Linked DNA regions of Homo sapiens: region 2 is linked to region 1. A link is a loop called in an ENCODE intact Hi-C map of the cell type or tissue named here. Cell type or tissue: stomach. All regions are shown on one strand.

Region 1 (5,000 bases):
TCCCAGAAGTAGAGTTTCTATAGACATTGGTTTAAGCTGAGGTTATGTACCGGGCAGCCTCCCAGCCCTCACTGTCAGACCTTCTCCACCCTGATGGATTTTATCCAGGATGTGAGCAGGGTGTGGGGCAGGAGAATGTATGCTAACAGGATGGACACAAGGAATACGAGAGCTGTCCAAAGAGCTACCTCTATAATCTTTGCTGGGATTCTCTTGCCTGTGTCCTCACCCCAGTTAATGCTGTGCATTGCTGGATCCTATAGCTTCCTCCCCAGCCCACAGTATCCTATGTTTGCACAGCATTTGCTTCATTAATCTATGTTTGCACAGCATTTGCTTCATTAAAAGAGCTGTAGTCAAAACACTGCTCAAAGAAATCAGAGATGACACAAACAAATGAAAAAACATTCCATGCTCATAGATTGGAAGAATCAATATCATTAAAATGGCCATACTGCCCAAAGCAATTTACAGATTAAATGCTATTCCTACTCAACTACCATTGATATTCTTCACAGAACTAGAGAAAACTATTTAAAAATTCACATGGAACTAAAAAAGAGCCCAAATAGCCAAGAAAAAAGAACAAAGCTGGAGGCATCATGCTAGCTGACTTCAAACTATACTACAGGGCTACAGTAACCAAAAGAGCATGGTACTGGTGCAGAAACAGACACATAGAACAATGGAACAGAATAGAGAACTCGGAAATTAGATTGCACACCTACAACTACCTGATCTTTAACAAACCTGACAAAAGCAAGCAGTGGGGAAAGAATTCCCTAGTAAAATAAATGGTTCTGGGATAACTGGCTAGCTATATGCAGAAGATTGAAACTGGACCCTTTCCTTATACTATGTACAAAAATTAATTCAAGATGGATGAAAGACTTAAATGTAAAACCCTAGTGGCTCATGCCTGTAATCCCAGCACTTTGGGAGGCCAAGGCAGGTGAATCACTTGAGGCCAGGAGTTTGAGACCAGCCTGGGAAATATGGCAAAACCTCATCTCTATGAAGAAAGACAAAAATTAGCCACGTGTGGTGGTACATGCCTGTAGTCCCAGCTACTCAGGAGGCTGAGGCATGATAATTGCTTAAACCCAGGAGGTGGAGGTTGCAGTGAGCTGAGATCACACCACTGCACTTCAGCCTGGGTGACAAAGCGAGATTCCATCTCAAAAAAAAAAAAAAAAAAAAAGTAAAACCCGAAATTATAAAAATCCTGGAAGACAACATAGGCAATACCATTCAGGATATAGGCACAGGCAAAGATTTCATGACGAAGACACCAAAAGCAATCAAAACCAGAGCAAAAATTGACAAATGGGATCTTATTAAACTAAAGAGTTTCTGCACAGCAAAAGAAACTATCAACAGAGTAACACAACCTACAGAATGGGAGAAAAATTTTGCAAACTATGCATCCGGTGAAAGTCTTATATCCAGCATTTCTAAGGAATTTAAAGAAAAACAACCCCATAAAAAGGACATGAACAGACACTTTTCAAAAGAAGACATACGTGTGGCCAACAAACATATGAAAAAAAGCTCAACATCACTGATTATTAGAGAAATGCAAATCAAAACCACAATGAGACACCATCTCACACCAGTCAGAATGGCCATTATTAAAAGGTCAAAAAACAACAGATTCTGGCGAGGTTGCAGAGAAAAAGGAACGCTTATACACTGTTGATGGGAGTGTAAATTAGTTCAGCCATTGTGGAAACCTAAAATATCTAAAGACAGAAATAGCATTTGACCTAGCAATTTAAATCCTGGGTATATACCCAAAGGAATATAACTGATTTTATTATAAGGACACATGCACATATACGTTCACTGCAGCACTATTCACAACAGCAAAGACATGGAATCAACCTAAAGGCCCATCAGTGATAGACTGGATAAAGAAAATGTGGTACATACAATATACTCCATGGAATACTATGTGGACATAAAAAAGAATAAGATCACATCCTTTGCAGGGACATGGATGGAGCTGGAGACCATTATCCTTAGCAAAGTAACACAGGAACAGAAAACTAAGTACCGCATGTTCTCACTTTTAAGTGAGAGCTAAATGTTGTTCTCATAGACACACAGAGGGGAACAACACACCCTGGGGCCTTTCAGAGGGTGGAGCTTGGGAGGAGGGAGAGGATCAGGAAAAATAACTAATGAGTACTGGGCTTAATACCTGGGTGATCAAATAATCTGTACAACAAACTCCCATGACACAAGTTTACCTACATAACAAACCTGCCCTTGTACACCTTAACTTAAAATAAAAGTTAAAAAAAAGATCTGTACTCATCAGTTATAACAATAATAGTAATTTCTGGTTATTAAGTACCTGTGAGGTGCCAGACATGCTATCTCAAAGTGTAAAAAATATCCCTTTTAAGTACTATTCTTATCCTTGCCTTATGGATGAGAAAATAAAAGGTTCAGAGAAGTTAGTTATTTGCTTAAGATCTTGTGGCCAGTTGACAGCAGAGCCAAGATTTGTAATCATATCTCTTTGTCTCTACACTCTTGCTCTTTGAAGTGTATCAGACTACTTTCCAGAAATAAACTAAGAGAAAAGTGTGGCTGGAAAGGTAAGCTAGGCCCCGATAGTATGGACTTTTGGGTGGCAGGATTTTGGTGGCAAGAATTTTATAACTTGAAACTGGGCCTTCCAGGTTGGGAAATCATTACACTCAAGGGGGAGCTAGAGCAATGCCAGAGGATGAAATCAGCTCAAGAGAATGAGAGAGGAAAAGAATGTCAGAGGATGCTCCCATTAAGGGAATTAAAAGAACTAGTGAAGGAAGTGTGGGAAGCAGATAGGAGGAAAGTCAAGGGGAAAAAAAAATATATTTCAGGATGGTGGTTAAGAATATCAAAGGCTCCAGAGAAATTAAAGGGGAGGAAGACTTGGCAAAGGTCACTGGATTAAATAACATCACTGGTGCTTCCCAAGAGGCCCATGTTAATAGAATGGTGAGCTCAGAAGTGTTGGGAGACAATAGCTTTAAGGAGTGAGTGGAAAAATTATCGAGGATATTTTAGCATGAAGTGTGGTGACATTTGGTAAGAACAGCAAATTAAAAAGGGTAGCCAGACTCCAGCAGGGCTTTTAGATGGAAGCATGTTGCTGGCAAAAGGGACAGGGCCAGAGAATGTAATCAAATTTCAGTATATTCAGCAACTACTTTGGCTGGAAAGGAAAACGGAGAGATGAATTGTCTGGAAGTGAAAAAGGAGAGAAGCTGGCAAGAGATGAGGGTAAATTGAGAAGTAAAACACAGCCATCAGCTTTGGAAAGCTGGGCCAGTCTTGCTTTCTTTCCCCTGCGATGTTCCTTACATCAGCCAGGAGCTGCAGGAGTTCGACTCATGGGGGCTGTCCAGGCTTTGGCTGCATCTCACACCCCTGGCCTGCCTTGACTCTTCCTCGCCCCCATTCTCAGACTCCTCCATCTTTTTTTCTTTTTTTGAGATGAGTCTCACTCTGTTGCCTAGGCTGGAGTGCAGTGGCATGATCTTAGCTCACTGCAGCCTCAAATTCCCAGGCTCAAGTAATCCTCCCACCTCAGCCTCCCGAGTAGCTCTGAGTATAGAGATGCACCACCATGCCTGGCGAATTGTGTGTGTGTGTGTGTGTGTGTGTGTGTGTGTGTGTGTGTGTGTTTGTAGAGATGGGGTTTCCCCATGTTGCCCAGGCTGGTCTTGAACTCCTGGGCTCAAGCGATCTGTCCAGCTTGGTTTCCTCAAATGCTGAGATTACAGGTGTGAGCAACCATGCCCCTCAGACTCCTCCATCTTTTAACCTCTCTGTCTGCCTAACCTCCAGGCAGGTGAGGAGCCAGGAGGCCTGGGCTGAATGGGACCCATCCTGTTCTTGAAGGGGAGACTCTGCCCCCTCCCTGCTCCCACAGTAGCACATACCACAGCTTCTCTCCCTTACCCAAGCAAGCTTACAGAATGCTGTTTTCCAGAGTCATACCTGGCAGGGGATGTAGGGGCAAGGGAAGGAGAAGCAAAGGAAAAGAAACAGAGAAGGGAATTTAGAGTTTCCAGGCTCCTCTGAGAAGGTTCAATTTCTGCTGTACTAAAAGAAGAAAAAACAACCTCACTCAGATTGTAAAATTTGTAATGCAATATAGAAAATCCTGCTTAGTTTAGGCAACACTACAGTACTCGTTAGAGGATTGAATGGCTTCAAATCTTTGGCTAAACAAAATAACAGGAAAATAAACAGTCTTATACTTGAATGCAGTCTACTTCTTCTCCTGAACAGCTGAGAAAATTGAACTGCAAAAAGCTAGATGGCTTCTCAGAGTCACAGAGCAGTTGGCATGGGAGCCAGGACATCTCCATCTTCCTGATTGTTCGGCGTTAAGGTGCCTCTCTGGTCCACTGGCTTCCTTTGCCCACAGATCAGAAGGAAACTCATGGCTCATCAAAAGCTTTTACTTCCAACTGCACTGTCCTACCTCTCTGGGGACCCAAGCCGGGCCTCGTCAGCCAGTCTGTCGGCAGCTCCCTATTGTCCTCTCTCAAGGGTATCAGTTTCTAATCTCCCACAGGAGCCTCTTCTTCTCAATCCAAACACTCAGGAGAATTTTAGCGGCTCAGCAAGTGAAGAGAGATGGAAGCAGAGAGTTTAAACCCTGAAGGGCACATTCATTTGGATAAATAAGAACCCTAGAGTCTCTGACTTTTGAATTGGCCAAGGGGAAAAAAGAATAAGGCTAGGGCAGACTGGCTTCTATCCTTCATTCCTTTTTCATCCTCGCCTCCAAATATTCTTTTGATTTTGCTCTGGTGGAGTGTTTGTTTTCAGGACTTTTCTTTGTTTCTTTCTTATGTGTGTCCTTTCCTTTTAGATTTTATAGGTACATGTAATATTTATGTGTCAGTGACCTTCCAAAGCAGTTTTAGAGATTTTCTGTTTACATTTAGGAATTTTCTTTAAGGTCTACAGAGTCCTTTGTGCTTTTTCCAGGA
Region 2 (5,000 bases), 540 kb after region 1:
TCACAAAAGTCAAAGGGTGGAAAGAACGCTAACGTCTATCATCAAGTGAATGGATAAACAAAATATTGTGTATACATACAGTGGAATATTATTCAGCCTTAAAAGTGTGTGTGTGTGTGGGGGGGGGGGGGTCCTGCCATATGCCACAAGATGGATGAACCTTGAGGACATTATGCTAAGTGAAATTTGTCATACAGCATTTGTCACAAAAGACAAATGCTGTATGATTCCACTTACATGAGGTATTTAAAGAAGTCAACACCATAGAAACACAAAATACAATGGTGGTTGGCAGGGGCTCAGAAGAGGGAAAGATGGGGAGTTGTTCAATGGACACAGACTTTCAGTTTGGCAAGATGAAAACTTTCTAGAGATATGCTGCACAACAATGTTTTGTTACCATCACTGAACCATACACCTAAAAATGGTTACGGTGGTAAATTTTATTACATGTTTTTACCACAACTAAAACTTTTTAAAGAATTTGTCACTGTACTCAAAGATGACATTGCAATCTATAGATATGGATGTGATTGGAAGGACATATATAGGATAATTTTTTTTTTCTTTTTTTTTCTCATGTGACTGCCAGGTCATAAGGATAAATATTTTTTAACTTAAAAAAAGGGAATAAAATTCTGACACATTCTACAGCCCGGATAAGGCTGGAAAACATCATGCTAAGTGAAATAAGCCAGATGCAAAAGGACAAGGATTGTCTGATTCTGCTTCTATGAGGTAACTAGAATAGGCAAATTCATCAAGACAGAAAGTAGTACAGAGGTTACCAGAGGCTGGTGGGAGTGGAAATGGGGAATGATTGTGTAACGGGTACAGAGTTTCTGTATGGGATGATTTTTAAAAAAGGCTCTGGAGATGGATAGTGGTGATGGTTGTAAAACATTGTGAGTGTAATTAATGCCAGGGAACCATACACTGAAAATGGTTAAAATGGTAAATCTGATGTTATGTACATTTTACCTTTCCTGGCTCCCAAGTTAGAGATAACCCCCTCAGCCAGGCACTAAGAGTCCATCCTCAAATGGCCTCCCCTGCCTGCCTTCCTTTCCCACGACTTCCTTCCTTAAAACTCACGCCTCCCCACCAAAATGGGTATCTCATTGTTCTCCAAACATCTAATAGTCAAACATGGCAGGGAGTAAACTTTAAATATTCCTTTTAATTGAAAACAGGGCTTGGTATTTTCTTAGGTTATTTAAAAAACAAGTTCCATTTTCTTTGTCCTGTAATCATGCACATGGGTCCTGCTCTTACCTCTAAACTTACCTCTCAGTTTAGAGCTCTGGGGACTGAATGAGATATCAATATTCTAAAAGGGGCCCGTCAATATCTTATTTTGTGCAATAAAACGTCCTTTAAAAGCAGAGAGCTCTATGTAAATAAAAAATGAAGAGAAACTTATAACCCATAAATGCACCAGATAAAGTATGGTAAAGGGAAAAAAAATAAAATGATCTCCATTTAGCTCAGTGGGCTGAAAAGCCCTCCAAGAATCAGCTTATGGGCACAGTGGGTATTAAAGAAAATGAGAAAGGAGCACTGACTTTTGTCAAAATCTGTGGTAATAATTATCCTTCCTTTAGATTTCCTCCCTGCAGTCCCACCCACAATCAAAGGCATGTTAAAACAGTCAGAATTTAGGATATGTTAGAAAGAGAAGAAATCAAACCCTTTAGAATTTCACAGGTTTAAAGCGCATCCGATTGAAGTGCTTTATCCAGTCCACTAATATTTTAAGCAATTCAGTTGGTTAGCATGACTGTTTTAAATGCAGTGCTATTTTTAATAAGGTGGCTCTCACCTCTAAGCTTACCTTGAAAAGACTTGAAAATATTGCTTGGGCTGCCAACAGCTCTAACAAATAGGCAGCTACCATATTTAGTCAATTATCACTTAAATGTATTATTTAGCAAACCTTCAGAGGGCAAATCTGAGAAAGTCTGTAGGGTGTGCCTGAATTACACATTCCTACCACTTCTTCCACATTCTTCAGCTCCACACAAAAATGAAATGGAGCCAAATATATCACAGCAAAGGGGACAGTGTACCAGATCCACTCAACAGTCTAGATATATGTGGAGAAATAATGTTCCATTCGTTCCCTCTCAAAAGATTAAAAGCATCTTAATACTGTTCCCTTTGCAGCTCTCCTCAAAGAAAAAATTTATGGCATGTCACATTTTATCTTAAAAATGTGTATGCTTCATAATAATTTCATATTTGAGTGCTTTATCAGCAACTTTTACATGAGAGGCATTCAGATTCTGAAACTGAGTATCAGGAAAACTCTAATTATAAACAACAGGATCTACAAACACTTTAAAATTTAGTGTGGTGGTACATTTTATTTTGTTTTGCTTTAATTTTGCTTCTGCAAACATACCTGCTCAGCATATTTTGAAAATACACTGAAAATGAATGTCTAACACACTTAGTTGCAATACTACATTTTATCTACCAAGAATCAGAATCTCTTCCAGAAAAGAAATACACCAGATTTTAAAATTTGCAGGTACTGAAGGACTATGTGCTCCAACTAATTGCTAATCATTATCTAAAACACTAAAAATGTATTTCTGGTCCCACTGAGGAATTTGCAGAGCAAAAACATCAATGTCCTGATGCCCACCTTCCTGGAAACCAGTGGGCTGCACGAATTGTTAGATTATCAAGATCAATGCGTTCTGGTACAATATTCCTTCTCATTTGCTTAATCCAGCCAACACGGTTTTTCACGATGCAGAGGTTTAGCAGAGCCGCCTCATACTATAGTCTTACAGGAGTTATTATCTCTACCCTGCTGCACAAATTCACCATGCGCACGGCTTCTTTGTGTCCAAGGTCATTATAAGCAGGTGCCCCTGTAACAGGTCCCCTCAAAAGGCTCACACCTAACATTTTCCAACCCCTCCTAGCATTTCTGCGTGACTACCAGGATCCATAAACAACAGCATGCCCTGGCTTTTGTTTTCCTGTTTGACAAGTGACTGAACTTCAACAAGAAAGCCATTGAAAGAAAACAAAATCCTCTTCTCTCCACCATTCAGTAGAGCCCTCTTACACAGGACAGGGTGCCCCTTGAAGCTAGTTAGAATGTAGATAAAACAGCTTAAGACCGGGAGTGTGCTTTAAATGTCTAAAAAGCAACAGGTACTTTGTCAAGCAACAGAACACAGCATAATACCTAAGAAGCTGAACTTAACATTCCTGTATCCCAGTGTGGCTAATGTAATTTCTGAAGTATTTTCACAATATACAATCACTGAAGTTACAATGAAACTTAGCTGGATGTTAGTAGAATTGAAGTGTATACCACATATAAATCCTTGTACGTTTGTATACTTCTGTAAAATTAAGGTTATTTGGAGAGCCAGAAACATAACAATACTTATCATATACCCACCCCATTGGCAGCTGCCATCTGCACTATTGTTTCTATTGCTGATTTATTAAAGTACCGCCCATCTCCACCAACCACCAGTGATGATCCCTGGCGATCTTTTAGGTCTATGGAAAAGAATATACTCTGGATGAAATTCTCCAGATAGCATGGCTTTTCCTCAAAATAATAGGTTTTCTTCCGTAATCCACTTGTTCCTGGTTTCTGATCGTGGTAGGGAGCTGTAGCAAAAGTCAACAGAGGGAGAGGACCTTCTTCCATTTTTCTATATGTCCCAGAAATCCATTCTTCAAAATCACTCATCCTTCACTTCCACCGACTGGCTCAGTGAGGGTGTCCAGAAAGCAGTCAAGGGACTCCAAAATAGGTCTGTCCAACCTGAAGCTGCAACAGTGTCGTATGAGTAACTAAAATAGAGGGTTTGCATGGACGATCACTCTCAATGAGAAAGCTTGGTTAATTCCTTGTTGTTGTTGTCCCTTGTGAACAAGTTAAGGGCCACACACCCACTCGCACCCACACACAAAGCAGGTCTTCAAAGTTGTTTTGATGAGGACACTTCTGCCCACTTAACCAAGCCAAATACCCTTCAATTATTTTTGTCTCATTTCCCCGTTAGGGTAGAGATAGCTCCAAGGAGTGCTGCATGCAGCCAACTTCAGCTGTAAACACCAGGTGGCTGACAGGCTCCACTCTCAGAGCCCAGGCAAAGAGGGCAAATGCAGTCCCACGAAGCAGATTTGTGAACAAGACACCCTGGTGTGGCTCTCACTGCTCCTGCCATCCCTTAAACCAGAGCCTCTCTGGGCATTCATCTCTGAGAAGGCCATCTGCAGCTAAAGTTGCCCCATGCCACCTAGCAAGTTAAAGGTCAATCTTAAAATGGAAGTGAGGGAGCTTAATTTACCCCTGGTTTTCTTACATCACTGTCATTTTGAAACCTAAGAAATTATTTTTACTTCACACATGCAATCTATCAGGAAAAAAATTATCTAACAGATTTATTCATTGGCCACCAAAGATTTAAGAAAACAGTGTTCAGTTCTAGAAGAACAGATACCTCCAAAGTTGCCCTGAATAACCAACAGCTTGGTCATTCCTTTGAATATACAAAAAAACAGGCGTGAGGATGCACCAAGTCCTTAAAAATGTAAGCAAAACACGGAAAAAATATACATATGTTTTTCTGAGTACACAGGGTTGGATCGAGTTTTTATTTAGAAAAATAATATGAACATGAGATTCGTTTTTAACATTTTCTCAGTTTTAAGCATACTTGACTTTTAATAAAATGTTTTTAGGGAAGCAGTTTAAGTCCTTTGTATTTGAAGAAACTAGGATGTTTAAAAATATTTTACCTAAATAAATTTCATATCTAATTCCATTTGATCCCTGAGATTTTATTAATGATCTATTTAAATACATACATGTGTGTTCTCAGCCAGGCATGGTGGCTCACACCTGTAATCCCAGCACTTTGGGAGGCCAAAGTGGGCAGATCACCTGAGGTCAGGAGTTCGAGACCAGTCTGTTCAACATGGTGAAACCCTGTCTCTGCTAAAAATACAAAAATTAGCCA

The links. Hi-C counts contacts between places; a loop is a spot of excess contacts. Peaks named below come from ENCODE experiments on the same cell type or tissue, not always from the same donor. Only the 100,000 strongest peaks of a DNase experiment are listed, where the experiment ranks them.
Region 2: it touches region 1 in a loop (2.6-fold over the local background); 8 of 110 quality-filtered maps call a loop at or near these places.

The regions. Positions count from the first base shown.
Region 1 is chr1:64,161,903-64,166,902 of GRCh38, reverse strand. All of the region lies in intron 8 of ROR1 (receptor tyrosine kinase like orphan receptor 1), which reads right to left. Among named protein-coding and RNA genes, the nearest start is that of UBE2U, 39 kb to the left of the region's middle. In stomach, a CTCF peak has its summit at 2,766; no DNase peak of the experiment used is centred here; H3K27ac peaks cover 676 bases.
Region 2 is chr1:63,622,185-63,627,184 of GRCh38, reverse strand. The region is part of intron 1 of PGM1 (phosphoglucomutase 1); the gene reads right to left. Among named protein-coding and RNA genes, the nearest start is that of PGM1, 31 kb to the right of the region's middle. In stomach, no CTCF peak of the experiment used is centred here; no DNase peak of the experiment used is centred here.